2 separate regions of the Homo sapiens genome follow, and region 2 is linked to region 1. A link is an interaction called in ENCODE POLR2A ChIA-PET data of the cell type or tissue named here. Cell type or tissue: A673. All regions are shown on one strand. Links, peaks and the distances in the headings refer to the core of each region. The heading gives the core; the rest is flanking DNA.

The links. ChIA-PET counts read pairs that join two places held together with the same protein. Peaks named below come from ENCODE experiments on the same cell type or tissue, not always from the same donor. Only the 100,000 strongest peaks of a DNase experiment are listed, where the experiment ranks them.
Region 2: POLR2A ChIA-PET joins it to region 1 with 9 read pairs; 2 of 35 experiments call an interaction of 5 or more read pairs at or near these places.

Annotation. Positions count from the first base shown.
Region 1 is chr6:123,653,286-123,664,078 of GRCh38, forward strand. It overlaps LOC105377981 (a long non-coding RNA gene), which reads left to right. Exons shown (of 3, transcript XR_942943.3): 2 at 2,374-2,473. Among named protein-coding and RNA genes, the nearest start is that of TRDN, 22 kb to the left of the region's middle. In A673, for the core only: no CTCF peak of the experiment used is centred there; no DNase peak of the experiment used is centred there; H3K4me3 peaks cover 58 bases.
Region 2 is chr6:123,388,426-123,399,218 of GRCh38, forward strand. TRDN (triadin) reads right to left here. Exons shown (of 41, transcript NM_006073.4): 13 at 5,199-5,252; 14 at 97-126. Among named protein-coding and RNA genes, the nearest start is that of TRDN-AS1, 46 kb to the right of the region's middle. In A673, for the core only: a CTCF peak has its summit at 5,122 (motif pointing right); a DNase peak (open chromatin) is centred at 5,116; H3K27ac peaks cover 572 bases.

The sequences.
Region 1 (10,793 bases), core at 2,776-5,275:
AAGGAAATAATAATATGTCGAAAGATTTGAAAGGAAGAAATCCAAATGTCACAAATACAGTTGACATGATTATGTATATAGAAAATACAAAGTAATTTCCTGATACACTATTAAATTTAAAAAATTAGTTTAACAGGTAAAAGCTGATAAAACATTTTCAGAAAACCAGCACTAATACTAATTCCACTCTCAAGCACGTACCTAATATAAATGCAAGCACATATACCACACGTGCCCGAGAGACTTATTCAAGAGTGGTCCTAGTAGTATTGCTAATAATAGCCAAACATTGAAAACAAATTCAAAATTAATCAATGGTAGAATGAATAAGTTGTGGTGTATTGATACACTGAATTACTATTCAGCAAGGAAATTAAATGAACTACAGCTATAACAACTTATGTAAATCTCACAACCTAATTTTAAATAAAATAAAGAGACATAAAAGAATACATATTGTATGTGCATCTCTCTATTTGTATCATTTTTTTAAATAGACCAGGTAAGATAATATTTGAGAACACATACTTAGATAGACAGCAATCAAATAAGTCGTGGGAACAATTACCAGAAATGTTAGGATACAAGTCAACCTTTCAGAAGGAGAAATGGATCTTTATTGGGAGGGTGCATGAGATGCTGGCAATGTTTCTTTCTTGATCTAGGTGGTGGTTACACGTGCATTTACTTGCTTTGTATTAAAACTTCAAGATGTATACCTTTATTAAAATCTATTTTCTACATGCCCTATCTATTTTACAGTTGAAATGATCAGAACAAAAAAAAAACACTTTTTTGTTTTCAAATTTGACCAGGAACATCAAGAAAGCCAGTAATTGTAATAATATAGGAAATAGGGCAAGGATTAGTATGAAAGGAGCAAGACACTTACCTCTGGTGTAAAATGTAAGGGAGAGACAAAAAACTCAGTAATCAGACAAAATAATATTTTAATGGAATATTTTAAAATATTACAATAAACAAAATTCAAAAGGATCAGTAACAAAGCACAAATATGAAGACAGGATTAATATAGACCAGGCATGTTTTAAGTGATTTACATGTATTAATTGATTTAATCTTTGTGAGAACCCTATGAGGTAGGGTTCATTATTCCCCATTTTGCTAATAAAGAACCTGTGGCACAAAGGAAAGCAGTTAGTGTCTCAAGGTCACCCAGCTGGTCCATGGCAAAGCCTCAGTGCAGACCCAAGCCATTGAATCCAGAGACCATGCTCTTACGCACGACAATCCACCTACCCATTTGCAAGAGTACCCAATGCAGTCAGGTCGTAACAGCCAGTAGTCTCCTTTAATATTTCTCTCATTCTGTCCAAATCATATACTAATATTTGCAATAGATTATTGTGTTGGGAGGTGAGAAAAAATTGAAGGAAATCTTTATGAAGCCTCTCTTGTCTTGAGTAAGTCTGATTCCCATGGTGTGAGATATGGCAAGCAGCCAAGAGCATCTCTTAGAGTTCTCCAAGTCCTGCTGCCCTAGGACCCCTGTAAGAGTTGTTCAGAAAAGGTAATATTTGAAAAATATAGGTGAACAAAAAGTACAAATGTATAGCTATTAATTTGAAAACTATACCACAGTGTATTGGTGTATTTTAAAAGCAGCATAGAAAACTATGAAAAATTTGATGGCTTTTTTAATAAGGATGAGGGCCTGGGAAGAGAGTACGTAGCCTCAGTTTAACCTACCTTCGGATATACCAAGTTATTAATCAAACAACATCATTAATCTCTTGTCTTCTGTTAAAATAAGCTCAGTTTAGGCCAGAAAAAAAAGTCAGAGAATCAGTTTGATAAAAATGCAAAAAGCAGCTTAAATTTCAAAGGTGGCTCAAAAATGAATGGCTCTTAATTTCCCCAAGGTGAAACAGTATGCTTGGAGAACACAGAAAGAAACAGGGGGGAAAATTAGGGAACTAAATAATTCCAATACATATTAATGAGAGGCGCTTTTCAGGCAGAGTTTTGTGTGTAGAAACGAAATAGAATTTGTGAGAAGGTAAATTTCAATAAACAGTTATTTATAGATATACGAAATGAGTTCAGCTGAATTTCAGTCCTTCTTAAACTATGAAAATGTCCATTTTCTTCAAACAAGTCGAACTTTTCAGAAACAGGGCTTGCTATAGGCTGCCGATATATCTCACTAGAAGGTGAAAAATCCCATTAAACAACCGCTTTTTAAAATCTTTCCTAAATAGCTACCTTGATGGTTTCACAGAACTATATAACTCTTAGTGTATTTCCTGAATCTTAAAAACTGTCTTTAAGTTTTTCCCCTTCTTAATTTCTGTCTTTTTGTCAAACTGTGGCATAAAATATCACTTTTTAAAAATGAGAATTCTGTTTCAGGAAAGCTCTGTAGACAACGATTGTAACAGAACTGAGAAAGTGAAACCAAAAAGTGGAAATACAACTCTAGTGCCCTGAGGAAGATGGTGAATGAGTTAAGGTAAGACCCAGAGTATCGATCACAGTAGGAAAACTTAGAACTAAATGTTTTAAAGTGCCATTGTGAGAAAGTTACAGTTTTCCCTTCTAAGCTTCAATTAGCAACCTGTGAAGTAAATTTCTCTGAGGCTCATTTTGAAAATTTTAGAATGAAAACTAGTAGTAGACAAAATGTCAGGCCCAAAACTTTAGAATAATCTTTGTGATACTCAGTCGAGTCTCAAAGCCTTTCAATTCATCTCCTTCTCATTATTTTTTATAACAAAAGGAGTTATTTTTGACTGTTAGTGTTTCCATGCAACCATCTTTGACTGTTAATGTCAGAGATGGATCTGTCAGAGCTGTCAATATTCTCTGTGTTTGGGATTTCAGCCTTTCATCTGAACATAAATGTAGAGCTCTTGTATTTTGCAGTTTTGTTTTTTAGTGAGCATGAATGCAAAAGAAACTGAACTTAGAATGGCAGCTACAACTCTTCTGACAAAAAAAAAAAAAAAAAAAGATAATGCAAAAAGGACCAATTTTTAAAAAAGGGAAAATGTTTGGGGCATTAGAGGTTTTGTGACTCTTGCAATATGTTTCTCTTTTCTGAATTGTTGCTCATTACTGTCAATCACCACTCTATCCTAGAACTCTAGATCCTGTCATTTGAATTTCCAAATGTAAATGAAAAAATACATGCCTTTTCAATCCAAGTGAACTTCTTCAAGTTTACTTTAATAAAGGGTTTGTTGTTGTTTGTATGTTTTCTGCATAAGGATCTGAGTAAACATAAGCAATACAGAGTTTTCGTCTAGTCAGTCAGGGTTAGAGGAATGAAAGCTCAAATGTTCCAAGAAGATCTGATTATTTGTCCCAAATGTCAGAATATTGCAGTGAGCTGTGCACCACTCTTTCAGGGAAATGAATGATGGACACTGGGGAATATAAATTGACCCTATGAAGAGTTAATAATTGTGTAGAGAGAACATTAAAATTCTCCATTCTACCTCCATAAATTTTCCTTCCTTCAACAAACAGTAATTGAGTCCTACTCAGGTACTGTGCACCTGGGGATGTAATAGTGAACAAGTTACAACCGTAGCTCTAAAAAGATTATGGACAAGTAAGGAGAACCAGACTAACACTGGGGAAACAAAGTGAGGTTTCCAATGCCACTACCCTTGTTTGCCCCTAGAAGACAGGGAGTCTATTAACATAATGATGCAGCAGAGTCCATTTTTGAAAGGCAACCAGAAATTGCAAGCTTTGTGTTTTAGCTATTTCATTTTTAAGGTTCTGAAAGACCCTGTGCATCACCCATGCATTGACTATATGGGAGATGTTTGTTTGTGAGAACACGTGAGTCCCCTCATCTCACCAAAACAAATGAACCAGTGATCAAACTAGATCACTGTCCTGTTCAAACTCTCCATGACTTCCCACTACAACCAGAATAATATCCAATCTCCTGCTATGCCTATAAGGCCTTGCACGACATGGCCCTGAATACCTCTCTGATCTCCTTTTTATCTCTACAACTAATGCTGCTATGACAAGACCCTCGTTTCTGCCTGTGCCAAGCTTGATCTCAAGTCAAGACATTAGTATGTTCCTTTGGCTTGAAATTATCTACCTGCAGATGATTGCATGGCTGTCTTCTCACCATTCAGGTCAATTCACAATTGCCAAAACAGTGACCTCTTCTTGCCCCTTTCTCCCCTTCAGCCCCTCAACTTAGTTAATCTGCCAGAGTTTCTTGTTTGACTGTTTTTAGCATTTACCTGCAGTCTCAAATTATGTATGTGTTTGTGTGTTTACTGAATGTCTTATAATCCTGTAGGCCTTCCAACGTTTTCATCTCCCTATTCCTAGAATCTAAAGTATTGCCTGGCATCATAATAGGTCCTCAAAAAAATATTTGCTGACTGATGCACTGACTTGTTTCAAAGATTTTCAGAAATATTCATGGGAGAATGGGCAATAGAGTTTCGTGGGTACAAGATGTGGGCAAAAACAGAAAATGTGCATTACTGTCAATATGAAGTTAATTTGTATGTACAGACTACAGAAACTATTCGTATAAGATATATGCATTTCAATATAAGTGCTATAAAGGAAATAAGTCAGAATTTGAGAGGGAAGAAATACCCAGGAAGTAGTGATATTTGAGCAGAGAGCTCAAGGATAATAGGATATAGCTAGTTTCTAGAAGAATGGGAGATGAATGGATAAAGGTGTTCAAAAAATCAAAACCCAAAGAGGTTTAAACTCTACCAAAAAAAAAAAAAACTAGGCCAGGTGCAGTGGCTCACACCTGTAATCCCAGCACTTTGGGAGGCCGAGGCAGGCGGATCACCTGAGGTCAGGAGTTCAAGACCAGCCTTGCCAACATGGTGAAACCTCATCTGTACTAAAAATACAAAAATTAGCTGGGCATGGTGGCAGGCGCCTGTAATCCCAGTCATTCAGGAGGCTGAGGCTGGAGAATCACTTGAACCTGGGAGGCAGAGATTGCAGTAAGCCAAGATCGCACCATTGCACTCCAGCCTGGGTAACAAGAGTGAGACTTCATCTCAAAAAAAGAAAAAAAAAGGAGAGACTTTGAAAAGTGTGAAATGAAAGTAACACTAACATATTTGTATTATAGATAAATAAATAAGTTGAGACTAAAACCAGGGAACTGAATTAGAGAGCTGCTAAAGAAATCCAGGAGAGAGAGGTGATGGTGTTCTTAAACTTGAGTAGATCCACAGGGGAAGAATGGAATTGGATAAATAAAAAGACTGAGACATGATATAGACTCAACAAGACTTGGCTAATTAGTTGGGGGCATAAATAAAGGGTGTATTTTTTTATCTAATTTTCCTTATTAGGCATTTAGATGCATGGTGTCTCCAGTCAATGACATAGATGATTTTGGAGGAGATTTCAGGTTTCAGTGGACGAGATGATGTTCTTATTGAGCTTAAGTTATTAGAGGAGCAGCTAGGTGGAAATATCCAGGAGGCTGTTGGAAATACATGCCTAGGAGGATACATTTGTGCATCATCAGGATATAGATGACAAGTCATGGGAGTGAATGAGGTCAGGCAGTAATAGAACACAAAGGGAGAAGAAAATAAAACCTCAGCTGAAACCCTGTGAAACACCAATTTGTAACACATAAAAAGAAACCAGCTATCACATTTACTTAGAGCAGCCAGAAAGATAGGAGAAAAACTAAGTGTGAAAGCAACCAGAACAAACAAAAGAGAACATTTCAGTAAGAATAACAATTCAACAGTGTCAAGTACTAGGGGAAAAAAATCAAATTAGATTAGGTTTCCAACATGCCCATGAGATTTAGTGAAGTTTCTGATTACAATCACAAGAAGCTTTTATTGCAGTGGTGGTGAAGGTGGGTTTCAGATTGCAGAAATCTAAACAGGAAATGGAAGGCGAGATATGGTCATAATGATTGGAGATACATTTTAAAGAAATGTAGCCACTGGTGGGAGAATAATGAAAGATTGGAGCAGAGAGGTGAGGAAATATTGAGGTTATGATTGAAAGTAATGGAGAATGCATAAATGAAGACGGGAAAGAGCCAATAAGGAGGGTGGTCATGAAACTACAAGAAAAACAAGAGATAATTAATGAGCAAGATTGCTGAGGAAGTAGGAGGAATGATTGTATAAGACTGAGATAGATAAATTATAAGAAGGGACACTTCTTCCCATGAGAGGATTATAATAGGAAGAATATATGTAGAACAAGTAAATTATGTATATGTGGAATAGGAGAGACAAATAACAAGGAAAATGCAGGGAGAATGACAGATGGTATTGATGATAAGAATTTTTCAAGGCACAGTAAGTCTGTGATTTCCTTCAGCAGTGCTCAACTGCTCAATTATAGAAATGAAAAGGTGGTAGTTATATTGGTCAAGATTTGGGGGGCTGTTGGGTATTCAAGTGAAAAAGTAATATAGCAATAGAGTTAAGCTGTTTTGAAACTGTGAACATATGATCTAATATGAACAGGAAATAAAGATAAGAGGTGTTCACAGCCCAGCTGGTAGAATTCCTAAGAGCTGAATATTCTGACATATTTTCCTCTCATTCTCTTTTTAACTGATTCCAATAAGACTTTGTCTCAAACACACCATAGAAATGGTACCTGTGAAGAGTATTCATAATTTCCATCATGCCACATACCAATGAAGAATTCTCAATCTTCATCTTCCTTGACCCTCAGTAGCAAGATCAAGAAGAGACAGGGGATCACTTCCTTTCTTGAAACTTTTTCTTTACTTGGGTTCCTGACAACCATTTATCTTCGATTTACTCCTACCTTCCAAGCCACTCCTTGGTCTTGCTCTCCTGTTCTATCTCCTCTTTCTGAATCATAATTTTGGAAGCACCTAGCACTGAATCATTGAGCCTTTTTCCTTATTCCCTAAGTGATCTCATCCAACTTCAAGGCTTTAAATATCATCTATTTTCTGATAGCTTCAACATCAATCTCTTCTGTTCCTACTCTCCCACCACTTAACATCTCCATTTGGATGTCCAAAAAACAGCTCACACTTCAATTATGTAAAACAAATTTTTCATTCTTACCACCAACCCCATTCTTCCTTCAATTGTTTCCACTTAATAAATGTCATGCCAATTACCAAGTTATTCTGACTAAAAACTTAGCAGTCACCTTTGATTCCTCTCCTTCTCTCACTTCTTATATCTAAGCCATCATCATATAATATTGAAATGGGAGAGTTCCCTTATCCCCCTCACATGGTGTGCAACAGAGGTGTGGCTGCCCGCTGCTCAAACCCCTAGGGGAAGCATGCAGATGGGTGGGTGCAGAGGTCATGGGGACAGCTTTTAGGTGTCTAGGGCTGAGTGTTTACAACTCCCGAAGCCCAAGTGGGCATGTGTTACAGTGTGCTCTTTCAGCTTGGCTGTCTGCAGATGGCTCGTGTTAGCTCAATTGGACGCTCTTCCTATTACAAGGGCAGAGGGCTTTCTGTATCCCAAGTTCTTGTCCAGCGTACTGGAAAAATCAGATCACACGTGGGCTTGGAGGATGAGTGCAAGGTTTTATTGAGTGGTGGAGGTGGCTCCCAGTGAGATGGATGGGGAACAAGAAGGGAGATGAAGTGGGAAAGTGGTCTTGTTCTGGAGTCTGGCCACCCAGAGGCTGGACTCTCCTCCACCCATTCCTGGTCAAACTCACCTTGGCATCCACATCATTCTGTCATTGATGTTCTGCCAGTGTCTGCTGGTCTGTTCCTCTCAACATCCATCTGCTTGTGTCTGCGCCTGCTAGGTCACAGGTTTTTATGGGCACAAGATGAGGGGTGTGGCAAGCCAGAGTGGTCTTGGAAAAATGCACCATTTAGGTGTGAAAACAGGAGTGCCCATTCTCACTTAGGTCTGTGGCCACAGGCCCGAGGGTGGAGCCCTCACCATGGATCCCACCCTTCTCTACCCAGCACTTCCCTGCCCCCCTCCCATATTAATATGGTCTTGCCAATAACCTGGATCTGTATCCAGAATTCTACTTCTCACCACCTCCACTATTAATATCCTAGTATGAGTCATGATCTTTCTCTCCCTAGTATTGCCCAAAAAACCTCTTAAGTGATTGCTCTCTTTCATTTTTGTCCCCCTTACAGTCATTTCTCTACATAGCTGCTTGTGATTTTTGTTTGTTTGTTTGTTTTTTATAGAGACAGTGTCTTGCTCTGTCACCCAGGCTGGAGTGCAGTGTCACAATCTCAGCTCACTGCAACCTCTGCCTCCCAGGTTCAAGCAATTCTCCTGCCTTAGCCTCCCAGGTGGCTGGGACTATAGGTGCATGCTGCCACACCCAGCTAATTTTTTGTATTTTAGTAGTGATAGGGTTTCACCATGTTGCCCAGGCTTTTCTGGAACTCCTGAGCTCAGGCAGTCCACTCACCTCAGCTTCCCAAAGTGCTAGGATTACAGGCATGAGCCACCGTGCCCGGCTGCTGTGATCTTTTAGAAACAGAAATTTGATTACATATATTTCCTGCTCAGAGTATTTCAAAGGCTTCCGATGTACTTATTTAAAAATCCAAATTTCATGGATTTAAAGATCTACTAAAATTTTATCATTAAACACCTATTGACTTTATCTTCCACGACTGCTCTTCCTTCATTCACCCCATGTTTACTGTACCAAACAAACTGTTATTTCTCTAACTTGTCTCTACTTTTAAGTCTTTACACTTGTTGTTTCCACTACCTGGTATGTTCTGTTCTCAGTTATTAATATAATTTCTTTAATCCCTTATTCAGATCTTAAATGTCAATGAATTTCCCCCTTTCACTCAAAATGATAGATTGAATAATTGGTCACAACTCTTCACTCTTCTGCATTAGTTTTATATAAATCCAACCTTTCATGGCCTTATGCACATGTAGGTGGCATGTATTTCTCTGACCCTTGATTTGGGGCCAAGCCCTGTCTGTGACTTGCTTTAACCAATCGGGTATTAGCAGACCTGACAAAACCAAGGCTCAAAATGTGATTACCCAATTTGTCTTTCCCTCTTATTCTGATCTTTTGCCATGAAAAGAACATGCATGAGTGGCTACTGACTTAAATGGGCTGAAGAAACAGGTGGAAAGGAATTGAACTCAACCTGTAGCATGGAGCCAAGTCAAGGGAAGCCCAGCCTAAATCAAACTTTAGCCAGCCTGCAGATAGGTGTGTTGTACTGAAATTTTGAAGTTACTTTATTTTGCAGCAATATTGTGTCAAGAGCTAATTATTACACTCTTTTTAAAAGAGCCATATATATTCCATCACTTTTTATTCTTTTTCAGCTAAATTTTTGATATCATTCATTCCTACCCAACATTAAAATATGCTTCTTTAGTTTTTCTCCCTCTCTAAAATATTAATGTCTCTGAGAAAATGTCCTGTATGTCTTATTTAGCACATTATTCCCGGTGCCTAGAACCTGGTTCGGTACAGAGGAGGCATTCAATAGATAGTTGTGATTGAATGAATAAGAAGGAAGAGGAAGCCAGATACTAAATGTCATGATAAAGTGGGAAAAAATCTGCTGGAATTAAACAAATGAATGAAATGGAATGTTACATGGCTGAAGTCAGCAATTTCCATTTTGGATTTGATATTTCAGAGGTGAAACACTTCTAGGTCCATAGATCATATGACAGAAAAAACAGTGTGAGCGAAGCCTGTGCTGCCTAAACAGATAAATCTCTCCCCGCTCCCCGCACCCCTGACATCCATCAAAATGTCAAACAATCATATTCTGCATTTCTTAGGTCCCTTTAAAAGAGAATTGGATATAATAACTTTGCAATGTGAATAGACAGGGAAAAAATGTCAAATTATTAAAGTCACCACAGGTAGAAAGCAACATAACAGATGAGTAAGGACATTCTTTTATGAGAGAAAGGGGGCACTTGAAACTAAGTGTAGTACTAAAATTATTTGAATTCATCTATTAATATTTAACAAGTAATTTGAGTTGAGAAAGACTTCCTCTTCCTATGTAGTAAGTAACTTTTTAAAAAGATAGCACCTCAGAACATCTGTTTGCATAATGGTCTTCCAGTGTTCTTGAACTAAAATGTCAATTGGCAAGTAACATTTAACATTTTTAAATGTCTGTAAACTTGGGATTTGTTAATTATTTCTCCATTTTTCTGTGATGTCACTATTTTCTTCTTAGAATGCTTCATTTCCTGAAGGCTATCTAATTAATGGTCAGGCAATGAATACATGCTTAGCATTGGAGTGATGCAAAGTCTATTAATCCCAACAGTAACTCCCTAACATTTTTATGCCAGTGCTACTGAAAGCAGATTGCATACATTGGAAGCTGATAAGAGTGTTTATTCCAAGATTCAGCACTCAGGAATCTGATTATGCTGGGTTTCAATATATTGCCTTCAATATATTGCAATGGGAGAAAAATGATGTCTTATTTTGTTGATGAAACACAAGTATTCCAAATATGTTTAGAATTTTGTCTCAAACACATTATGAGAAATAAGTAGTTTATGTAATGTATAATTTAAGGTAGTTGGTTGCAAGCAATTGAAACTAAACTGGGTAAGTTGGTCAGAAAAGAAATGTACTTTATTTAGGCTTGCTTACTATGGGTAGAAAATCAGCTAAAGGATCAAGCTCTTTAAAAGGGCAGGAACCAGAGTAGCTCTAATGGTACAGGGCTCAGGAAATTCCAAATTCTGGCTGTGGTTAGAATGAATGAGCTCTCACCCTTTTTTCATGTTTCTGTCTCTCTCATCAAGAGTTGAAGTAACAGAACAGAAGTGCCAACTGTCCAAGTTTTG
Region 2 (10,793 bases), core at 4,118-6,617, 260 kb before region 1:
AAGGGGAATATAGACAGAATAGCAGTCAAAACCCAACTCAGGATATTGGTAAATTGTACTCACAAAAGGCTCAGTGGGATTTTGCATAAAACATACCTTCCTTCTTTTCATCCTTCTTAGCTGCTGCTGAAGTAATGAAAATAGCGTTAAGGCATATGAAATGACCATTCCTCAGAATACTCCCCAGAATATGAGAATGTATTCCACATATTCATAAATTCAGTGGTCACCTATACACTAATCAATTCATCCAAATCTATGATAGGAGTGTAAGCAGAAAATATTACTTCATATAAAGATATTTGTAAACTCAGAAATAAGCATTAGCAAAAGAAGAAAAAAATATATGGAGTTACGTAGACAAGAAGTCAAATTTATATGTATATGCTTAGTGTAAATTCATTTTAGATTTTAAATTTTATATCTGAGGAAACCACAATCTCTTCTAGAAGGTCGTAAAATATAGGCTGTGACTGGATTAATCAAAAAAAGTGGAAGTGATATTCCAAAAATTATCTATGCTTAGCTACTGAGGAATTATATACTAGTCTGCAGTCTACATTTGCACTTATAATAACCATGTATAAAATGCCCAATTTCAGGAAGGGAAAATAAATATCCTACCCTCCTTTTAGCAAACTTATGCCTTCTTTTACATAGAGAAAAAGGTACAGAACACTTTAATCACCTTTGAATTCTGGCTTCCTCTGTGCTGATATTTATCCAATTCTGGACCATGAATCTAAATCTGGATCCACGTTGTTGCTTATGGGTATTACCAGAAATATTTGGGAGAGGTGCTCAACAGGCTTAGAATTGCTCCAAGCAATATGACCCCTGGTTCTGTGTAATGTTTATCCAGGAGCCAAAATCATTCAGGGGTATCTTAGGCCACATTAGTTGAATTTGAGATTGTGCATATTCCAGTATGGTAATCTCACCTCAGCGGGATAGAATGTTGGGGATCACTTAGAAACAACACTTAGAAAACACTTAGAAACAACTGCTATGGACATTTGCTCTGTGCTACAATTGCCAAAGCTCTTTCAGGTACATCCTCTTATTGGGTCTTCATCCTGACCTTGTTATAAAAGGCAGCCCAGAGCAGAAAATGAAGCCTCTGAAACATTAAAATAATTTGCAGAGTATAAGCAGCAGAATTGGCTCTAAAAATCAGGAATAAAAGACAGGAAGAAAATGTATTTTAATTTACCACAGGTTATTTTTCTCTATTTTCTAAATGTTATTGACGTGCTATTACTTTTGTAGTAGAAAAGTGAATTTACAAATAAGTTAATTCTACTTTGGGACATTTGTTTCTTTTTGATGTGGTTTTAACTAATAATACACAAAATGTATAGCAGATTTATATTTACAATGTTTTTAAGTTAAGAAATTGTTTATTCCAATGATATAATAAGGATAAAAACAAAGATAACACCGAAAATGAATTAAATGATATGGACATGGCCTGATGAATTTCAAAGCCATGAGGTTTAATTTTAGTAAGTCTCTGAGTTTGACTCAACAGACTTTGTTGTTGATTCTTTACATTGAAAATAAGAATTTCCTTCAAAAAATTTTACAATTTTCAAAATCATCCAATCATGATTTGGATGGATGGGTATGGGGAACTCTCTAAAGAAAGACAAAATGAAACAACATAAAATTACCCCCTCGAAGGAGCTCTGGTCAATGAATTGCTCTGAACGCTAAACTTCATCAATTTAACCATAAACACACATCTAAAGGGCAACCTGACAAAGGCCTTGACCAACGCCAAAAAGAGGGCTCAGAATGTGAATACATTTAGCAAAACTGTAGTTTCTTACAAATTCTACAGACAAGAAAGCCTCTGAAACTTAAATTCCTTCAAGATTAGTAAAATCTTGTTAAATTACAACAAATTTTTGGATTTCTAAAATAATACATGAAAAACAATCTGTACATATGCATATAGAGATGCAAGCATGCATGTATGCACATGTATCTTCTTTTTTCCCATTCTTATATATTTGATAGTTTCAGTTTCCAGTTTTCAGCGACAATGGAGATAGTTGAATGAAGGAATTTGACCTATTCCATCATAACTGATTCTGGTTTCTGTTGTTGCCCTGGATCCCTTGAAGGTGCATGGCTTTTATTTATTGCCAACTGGAAAGCCATGTTATCTACCAAGCTGGATTCCAGGCCCACAAGCTAATCAAAGCCAGGGTCTCGGGATTCAATTGTTTCTAGAACGGTTTTGTAGCTTGTGTTCCACGTGTCCTACTTCTGGTCCTCAAATTCAGCTTGCCTGGTTCTAATCTACTTAACTCTGTTATGGGATTGGATGACTCCTGAATTTACTGAGTAGACATGGTTCTCAATAACTGGGTTTTTGGTTTTCACATTGTAAAAAGACTGGAATGGCTAACATTCTAGTTTTGTTGATGTTGTTCTCTTTCTGTGTTCTTCCTATAGTATCCAGGAGATTCTTAATGTTTGCTTCAGGAATCCAGAAGAAAAAAGCCAGTGGAAATACACTAACACAGAGTGCACATACCCCATCTTTTAAGCCGAGTTCCATTACGGCATGTGTTCTCTCTTTGGCATTTTAATATCACTAGGTGTCTACCTCATCATTGCACCTAACTGATTAAAAAAATAATTCCCCATCTCTCTCCTTCCTTTCCAATTTGGGTCTATATCAATTTCTTCCAACAATTTTTTATGTAATACCTGTGAACTAGATTGATCCCCCATCTAAATTCTAATTGGCTCCAAAAAAATTATTGTCCAATTATTTTACTTTTGCTCAACATTCATCCACTGAAGAATGAATCATCTTTTCCCTTCAGCTAGTTTTTTCCCTTCAGCTAGTTTCTTCCCCTGAAACTTAATATTTTTAACAATTACCATCTCCTAATTACCCAGTTTCCAAAGCTCAGTATCATTTTTATTCTTTCCTTTGTTTCTTTTGATATACTCTATCAGATATTAGTTCTTCAAAATGTTAATGACATTTGTGCTTTTTTTCTTATGTCATTGCCACCATCCTAGTTGAGGTTATTGTCTCATGTCTTAATAGAAACAAAAGCCATTCCTTATATCTACCTAAATTTCTTAGATCTCCAAATTGGAATTTCCTGTAGTAGTGAGATATTTATTTTGTTGCCTCCTCAGTGTCTCAAAACTTTGTTAAAATAATTTCCTTAAATTATTTTAAAATTCCAAAGAATATATGCTAAATCTTAATAATAGTTATAAATAAATATGAACATATATACATACATATGTATGGAAAGCCAGATTTTTAATATGTCCTTTGTTGTAAAAGTTAAAAATAAATAAATGAACAGATCTAATCTAGCCTTTTACCATGCCACAAAGATCATGATCAATTTTGTCACTTTATACTTCAAAAAATCAGTCTACTATAGGATTATTGCCAATTTTAAGTTTTGTCTCCACGTGAAGTACTTGCAAATATTAATTATTTATATGCATAATTTAATTATATGCCTATGGCATTAAAATAAACATATCTAAGAAAGATCTATGGAGGATTTGCAAAGACGCGAATGATATGCAGTTCTGCTTTGATGTGTCCCTGCATTGGTGTGTCATTTTTATTTTAGTAAACGCATACACAGAATACCTCACTCTTGCCTTGTTCACTGTGCTTCATCAATCTTTTCATCCAATTTCCTTCCAAGGATAATTCTAACAAGACTTTGAAACTCTTGGTTACTATTTCCTCAAAAATAAATATTTTATTCCAAAATGATAAGCTCTAAGGTTGACTTGTCCAATGTAGTTTAAATCTTGAATGGTTAAATGTAGTTTAAAGAGCCCATGGCCTCAAGCTCAAATATGAATCAAATTTTCAGATATCTCTTCATTTTCCTCCTCATGAATGCCTCTAACATGAGGCTGAAGTAACTAACACAAAATTCTTGCCTCAAGTCGTAGTTCCACATCTACACTATGGTCCTCAGAAGTCTCAGTCAAACAGAATGAGCCTAAGGTGATTGTGGTTTTCTATGAAAACATATATACACTAATAGCAATGATTTCTTAAACTGGTAGTCATTGGCTTGAGGAACTCACCCTGACCTGCATTTTCATGTATTAAAAAACCAAAGGTAATAATATTTGTCCTGCCTTTCTATCGTTCATAATATTTACTATATTCCCTATCAGAACTTTCCTAAAGAAAAACAAGTTTTTCAATGTGAAAACTAAAAACTGGTATCATAGCTTTTAATCATTCTAGCTTATTTTGCTCACAGACAACATCCTCGAGTCAAATGGCATTTAACAAACCCATGTTACCAATATTTTCGGGGGTGATTCTGCATGTTGCTGGGTCCAAGATTAAATACAAGAGAAAAATTTTGCTCAGATGTAATACATTCGGTCATACATCATGTGATGTGCTAAGAAGTCTGCTATGAGAGCCTTCTACCCCTGAAAATTGTACCACCACCTATGTGCATCTCCTTTATTGCTTGATATTATATAATCTAGCATAGAAGAGATGATAAAGATCTTCTCCAGTAAACATTGTATCTTTTATTTTCTAAGTGTGTTCCATAAAGTTTTGCCACATAACAAAGGCAGAACACTTGAACCCTTCCCTCATGCTTTCATCAAATTAATCCTCATGGTGTGAGACGAAACCACTTTAGTTATCCTGAAGATATTTGTAAATGGTGAAATTAATTTTCTTAGATGGCTCATAAAAATAGGATAATTATTTTGTAGCCATATCTGGAACCCCATTTTTACAGTTTTGATGTTTATGAAGTAATATTGCTTTAATAACATTCTGATCTTCTCATGTAACATAAATTACAAGGTATACTGAAAATTATAGAAAAGTGTACATTATTTTATATCTGTATTTGTATTTCTTTATGCACATCAATGGATTATTTTTAAAAATATACATAAAGCTCAAATACTGAAACTTGGAGCCAAGACTAGTTCTTGGGTCCTTCAGCAGTTCCTCTGCAAATTTGGCATTACTCTCAGTCATGCTTGCTCCAATTACTAAATAAATACTTGAACTGTGTATTTTCATTCAACAATATTTTTTTTGCAATATCCCAGCAGATGGTGCTATTCTGCAATAAACAGCTTTTGCTTTTGTCAATAAAGTGCTATAGATGTTTAAAAAAAGGCAATGCTTTTTAAAGTGTTTTATTGCTTACCTTGTGCTGCAATTTTTACAGTCCCTTGTTTGGTTTCAGAAGCTTTTCCCGGCTCTTGGAATGAAAAAAACATAAATTACCATGAAGTATGATTTTGGAAAAATATATAAATAAAAAAGGGACAGGGGAGCACAAACACAAACGAGCATAAAAAGTGTTGCTTTTGACACGAAGAATTTTTGTTAAGACATAAACTTATTAGAGGAATTGCTGAGAATGGAGCTTACTGAAAGAAAAACATGACTGAAGCAATTTAAATCATAAGATAAAGATTCCAAACACTGTTTTGCCTCACTGTTAACTGGCCATGGAATATCACTTTGCATTTGTTGAGCATCTGAATTTGAAAATCTCAGAATTCTATTTAAATTATGTCTGTATTATCAGCCCTTTGAAATCGATGGCACATGTAGAACCAAATAAGATGACTTACTGAAGGTCCCTTAGTGACTAATGTGAGAATAAAGCCTGAAACAACCAATCCCAAGTTCAAGCCTTTGACTCTAAAATGCCCTTCCCTAAACTGCAGTGGCACCAATCACTATTAGTGTGGCCCTGGGCAAAATATATCCGAGAGAATGAGCAAGCTTCATTATGAATCTTTCTTCCCTCTTGTTCTAAGTTTTTTTTGCTATGTTTTTCTCCTTTGTTCAGAATTTTTCCTTTAAAGAAAAAGGATTTATTAAAAAAAAACTTATATGATAAACATTTAAATATACTTAATCAGAATGGGAAATAATGGGTAAATAAAAATTTCAAAAAATAACGGCTCACTTCACATTTGACTTAGTATGGTTTCTGATTGTCTTTACTGTTTTCAATTATTGAATTATTATTTAATAATGGAAAGTAAGATTGGGTCATTTGTTTTAGATATTCACTTTCATTCATTCATCCATCACATGTTTAGCAATAATTATGTGTGGACACGAAGTTAGGTGGATATGTAGTAGTTGATTCACATATATATTCAATCTTTCATTTAATTATTGTCAAATGTTGATTATAACTTGTTTAATGTTGATTTGATTTCTAATTCATGCTTTACCTCTTGTTGGTAAGATAATTATTCATTTATATATAAACATGATTATAAAAATGCTAATTTTATTTGTTGTTACATAAAATAAATATTACTTGATTCATAAATAATTCTAATTACTATAGCTATTTATTCAGAGAAAATATCTTTTGCCAAAACTGAATTCAGTCTACCCTTGATATTTACATAATTAATTTTTTTTCTGGAGGAAAACTGCATGCATGCTAGTACCATCTTTGTCAAACCTAGACTAAATGGTCTCAATTAGTAATTATATATAACTGACATTTAGTAGACAAGTATTAAATAATTGTTGACTAAAACAAATGGAAGAAAAGAAGAAAATAATATGCCCAAAAATTTCAACAAATGAGCACCATTCTGCTCAGATGTTTTACTTCTTGGAGATCTCAAAATATTAGAAAATTATACTGCAATTTGTAATTAAATTTTAAAGAAAAAGATTTTAAAATATCAGTATGTAAAGTACCTTAGAATTTGTAGAAATATTTGCAAAAATTTGCAGCCAATTTTCCTCTTATCTTCTCCTTTTTCTTTATATCCTCTTAAATCACTGATCCTAAACAACCTCATCACACCTAAGATTCTATTAGAGCACGGAGGTCACACACACCTGCAAATTATGTAGTGCTTTTCCTAGGGCCTTATCACTTCTCCCACAGACTGTTTGGTTTCTCTGTCAGCTGCTTTCTCCCTCAGCGGTCAGGTTCAGAAACATGCCCCTGAGTGCTGAGTTTTCCCATTTGAGTGTCCCAACAGGCTGGTCATCTCTCAATGGGGTTTACCTCTTTAATAACCTTAGCCTGTCCTGGGTTGGGCTGTGTGCACATAGATTGGGCATGTTTTAGGGTTCCTTATCTATGGGCTCTTCTTTCTACTAAGACTTAGTTCCCTCCCTAAGCCTTCCCTGCCCCTCATTGTCCCGCGTCCAACACATGCCAAAGAAAACAGTCCACAAATGCACACTGATGCATTGAAGATACTGTTTCCAGGTAAAAGTGTATTTTAAAGAGGTCATTCTACAATGTCTACCTGCAAAAGAAAGATTTCAATGGAGGAAAATCTCGGGATCATAGCAGTATCATGTTTGTCCCTCATAACTCCATCTATTCCTTCTCTGATTTTAAGCTTTAAAGTTCATTTATGAGGTTGGTGCAAATGCAATTGCAGTTGCACGAACCTCAATTGCGTTTTCACCCGTCTAAAATATTAGTTCACAAACTACTACATGATCTACATCTCAATAGAAATTAACAGTTTAAAACCAAATGCCTTTTCAGTAAGTCTGCCAGCTTGCATCCAACCAACAAAAATATCATCCTTGAAACTATTGAGGACACATGCAAAGAAGATCAGATTTGACATCTGCTCTTGCACAGCATTTCCATTTTCAAAATTGCATGACATTAGGGGAGGAATCGACCCTGAGTCCATACATGTACAACACAAGAAGGCTGCACCAAATATTGTACTACTGAAAACACATTAATCCAGACAGACAAATTTTCATTATAAATAATTTTTCTGTCTCCTTTTGATTTCTGCCAACTACAAAAGAAACTACATTTTTGTTAGGGAAAATTCTAAACCTATACAAAAATAAAAAAGACAGGATAATGAGCCCACCGTTTCCAACACCTACTACAGTATTTCATCTGTACTGCCTCCACTACACATATTCTAATGAAAATTTCATCATATCAAATGATTTTATCTTGTCATAGTTTTGTTTATAGCTGTGTTTTTGGAAATAAAGTACAATGACTTAAATAAAAAACAGATGACCATAACAATATTCAACTAAAGATTATAGTAATTCTGAAATTGATAAATAGTATTTTGGACTTTTAAATCAGAGACAGGATGGACCTAGATTAAAATGTCAGCATAATTCACTTGGGGGTGTTTTTTCAGGAAATTATCAGAGAAGTTAGTATTTGTAGATCCCTGAAACATGCGGTATTTATATAAACAAATTGTCATGAATCAGATGAGCCAAATGTTTCAATGTCTTCTGATTCCACAGATATGGAACAACCTGATTTACAAAACTGAAAAGATATCATTAGTCTGCAAACATTTTGTTAAAGAGCCAATTTTTGCACAGAGATTTAAATATTAGTTTAATACGATTAACTTTTCATTTCTAGGACACTGTTTATATTTTGACTTCATTTAATGTAAAGTGCAAATCCATTACATTTTCAAAAATAGGTTTCACATAACTTTAGTGGCAAATGGACTGCTACACTGTCAGCAGCCAGAATTGGTCTTTGGCTAATGGACAGCAGGTAAAGAATAATAGTATTGCTGAGAAACCTACCCACATCTTACATGTTTTTGAGCATTCTCCCATCTCTGAAAAAAAAAACAGTGTATTTATTATGTTTTAATTTTAGAATAAGTTGGTAGAGATCAATTATTACTTCAAAAGAGACAATAAACAATGTTATTCAAATACCTGAATAACATGTAAGTCTCTTACTTATAGTAACAACAAAATAAATAAGAAAGACTCCCCCCATCTGCAGTGAAGTGGCTGGCCATTAGAGAGAGGAACTGACAGGGGCAGGAGAATGAGTAGCAGCAGATGGTAAAGCAGGTAGTGGGCTCCTACCACACAGACTTTATCCTGGTTATTGACAATACCCAGCCCACTGACCTCCACAGTACAGATTTCCATTTCAATGTGAAATCATATAATTATTTACTCGTACAACTTCCCTTCCTACTACCCTATAAATTCTCTGAGATCACTGATTGATTGTCACTTATTCAACTTTATAACTCCAGACCCAACAAACTGCTGGAAAAATTGTCTCTATGAAACAGTAAGAAATGGCACAGAATATCTAACTATAAAAATGAAAAAAAATCCAATTGACTGCTTTGAAATGGAACATTAAGCTCAGGGATCTATTTCACTTTTAAGATGACGCAAAATCTCTTTTTCTCTTTGATCACTGATTATGTGTTATTCAGAAAGTGTATTAACTCTAAATTTTAGAACTAGATTTTTAGTAGAATATATGGTAACCCACATTGCAATTGGGAATTTTGTAAAATTAACTAATTTAGACAAATTTGCAAATTTTTAATTAATTTGCATGGATTTTGTTAAAAGAATAGGAGGAGAAACAAACAACAAAAAATGAAAATATTGGAATTCTACTTAAGAGCATGTTTGAGATAAACATTTTTTCAGGATTCAAATTATGAATCAAATTTATTTTATTAATCTTCCAAAGAAATGAAAACAGCTTTAAAGCTGTCTCTTGCTACTTCATCAATATTACAAGGAACTTAGACTGTTCTTATTTTCTTTTATTTCTTTTTGAAATGGTGTCTCACTCCGTCGCCCAGGCTGGCGTGCAGTGGCACGATCTTGGCTCACTGCAACCTCCGCCTCCGGAGTTCAGGCAATTCTCCTGCCTCAGCCTCCTGAGTAGCCGGGATTACAGGCGTCCGCCACTGCGCCCAGCTAATTTTTTTCTATTTTCAGTAAAGTCAGGGTTTCACCATGTTGGTCAGGCTGGTCTCGAACTGCTGACCTCGTGATTCACCTGCCTCGGCCTCCCAAAGTGCTAGGATTACAGGTGTGAGCCACCGTGCCTGGCCGACCGTTCTTATTTTCTTAGGTAAGAAAACTAAATATAGAAAAGTTGAATGGCTTTTCCACAGATCAGGAGTTAAATTCATGTTTATTAATTCAGCAGCTAAAATTTGACCCAGCATTATAAAACCTTGACCCCTCAAAATATATACATCCTTTATTTTTTGCATAAGATAGTGGAAACTAATGACAAATTATCTTGCAGTCCAAAGAGCTGCTAAATCAAATTCTAAGTTATTGTTTTCTATTCTTATAAAATCCAGTATTATTTTTAGATATAGATAGTACCAAAATAGAGAAAGGTTAACATTTAAGCTAAAAGTTGCTACATACTTGAAAGCTCTAGGCTAAGCCTCTTGTACTTATAACTCCAGGAAAGCATATTTCATGGGCATTGCTTCATTTCAGTATGATAATTACCCTATTGAGATGAAATTAATCATGAAGCAGCCTTTGGCCATCCTGTGTGACCAAGGGGACTGAAGCCTGAAAGAAGGGCCTATTTGCAGCCAGATATGCAAATTGCAAAAGGTGCACAATGCAGAAATATGAATAATGTATCAAAATAATCTGTTATTGCTAGAGGTTAAAAATCTAAATAAGTTGGCAAAATGATTTACAATAGTTAACATAATTTTGCTAGATTTTTTCCCCCAGAAAATCTTCACCTCATCAAGCCATGTATTTTTGTTTTGGAATCTAAGTAGCTTTTACCTTAATAACTTAGCATTATAGTGTTTAATTCAGAAAAAATTTGATTATTTCACGGCTACTAAAATAATCTATATTTTAATCTAAAAAAGACTATCGCTTCCATTTAACTCATCTAAGTATTTCTTAATTTGAAAAAAGAAAGAATTTGGATGCTTTTACTACATGTAGGTCAAAATCTACCTATAGATGTTACACATAAAATCAG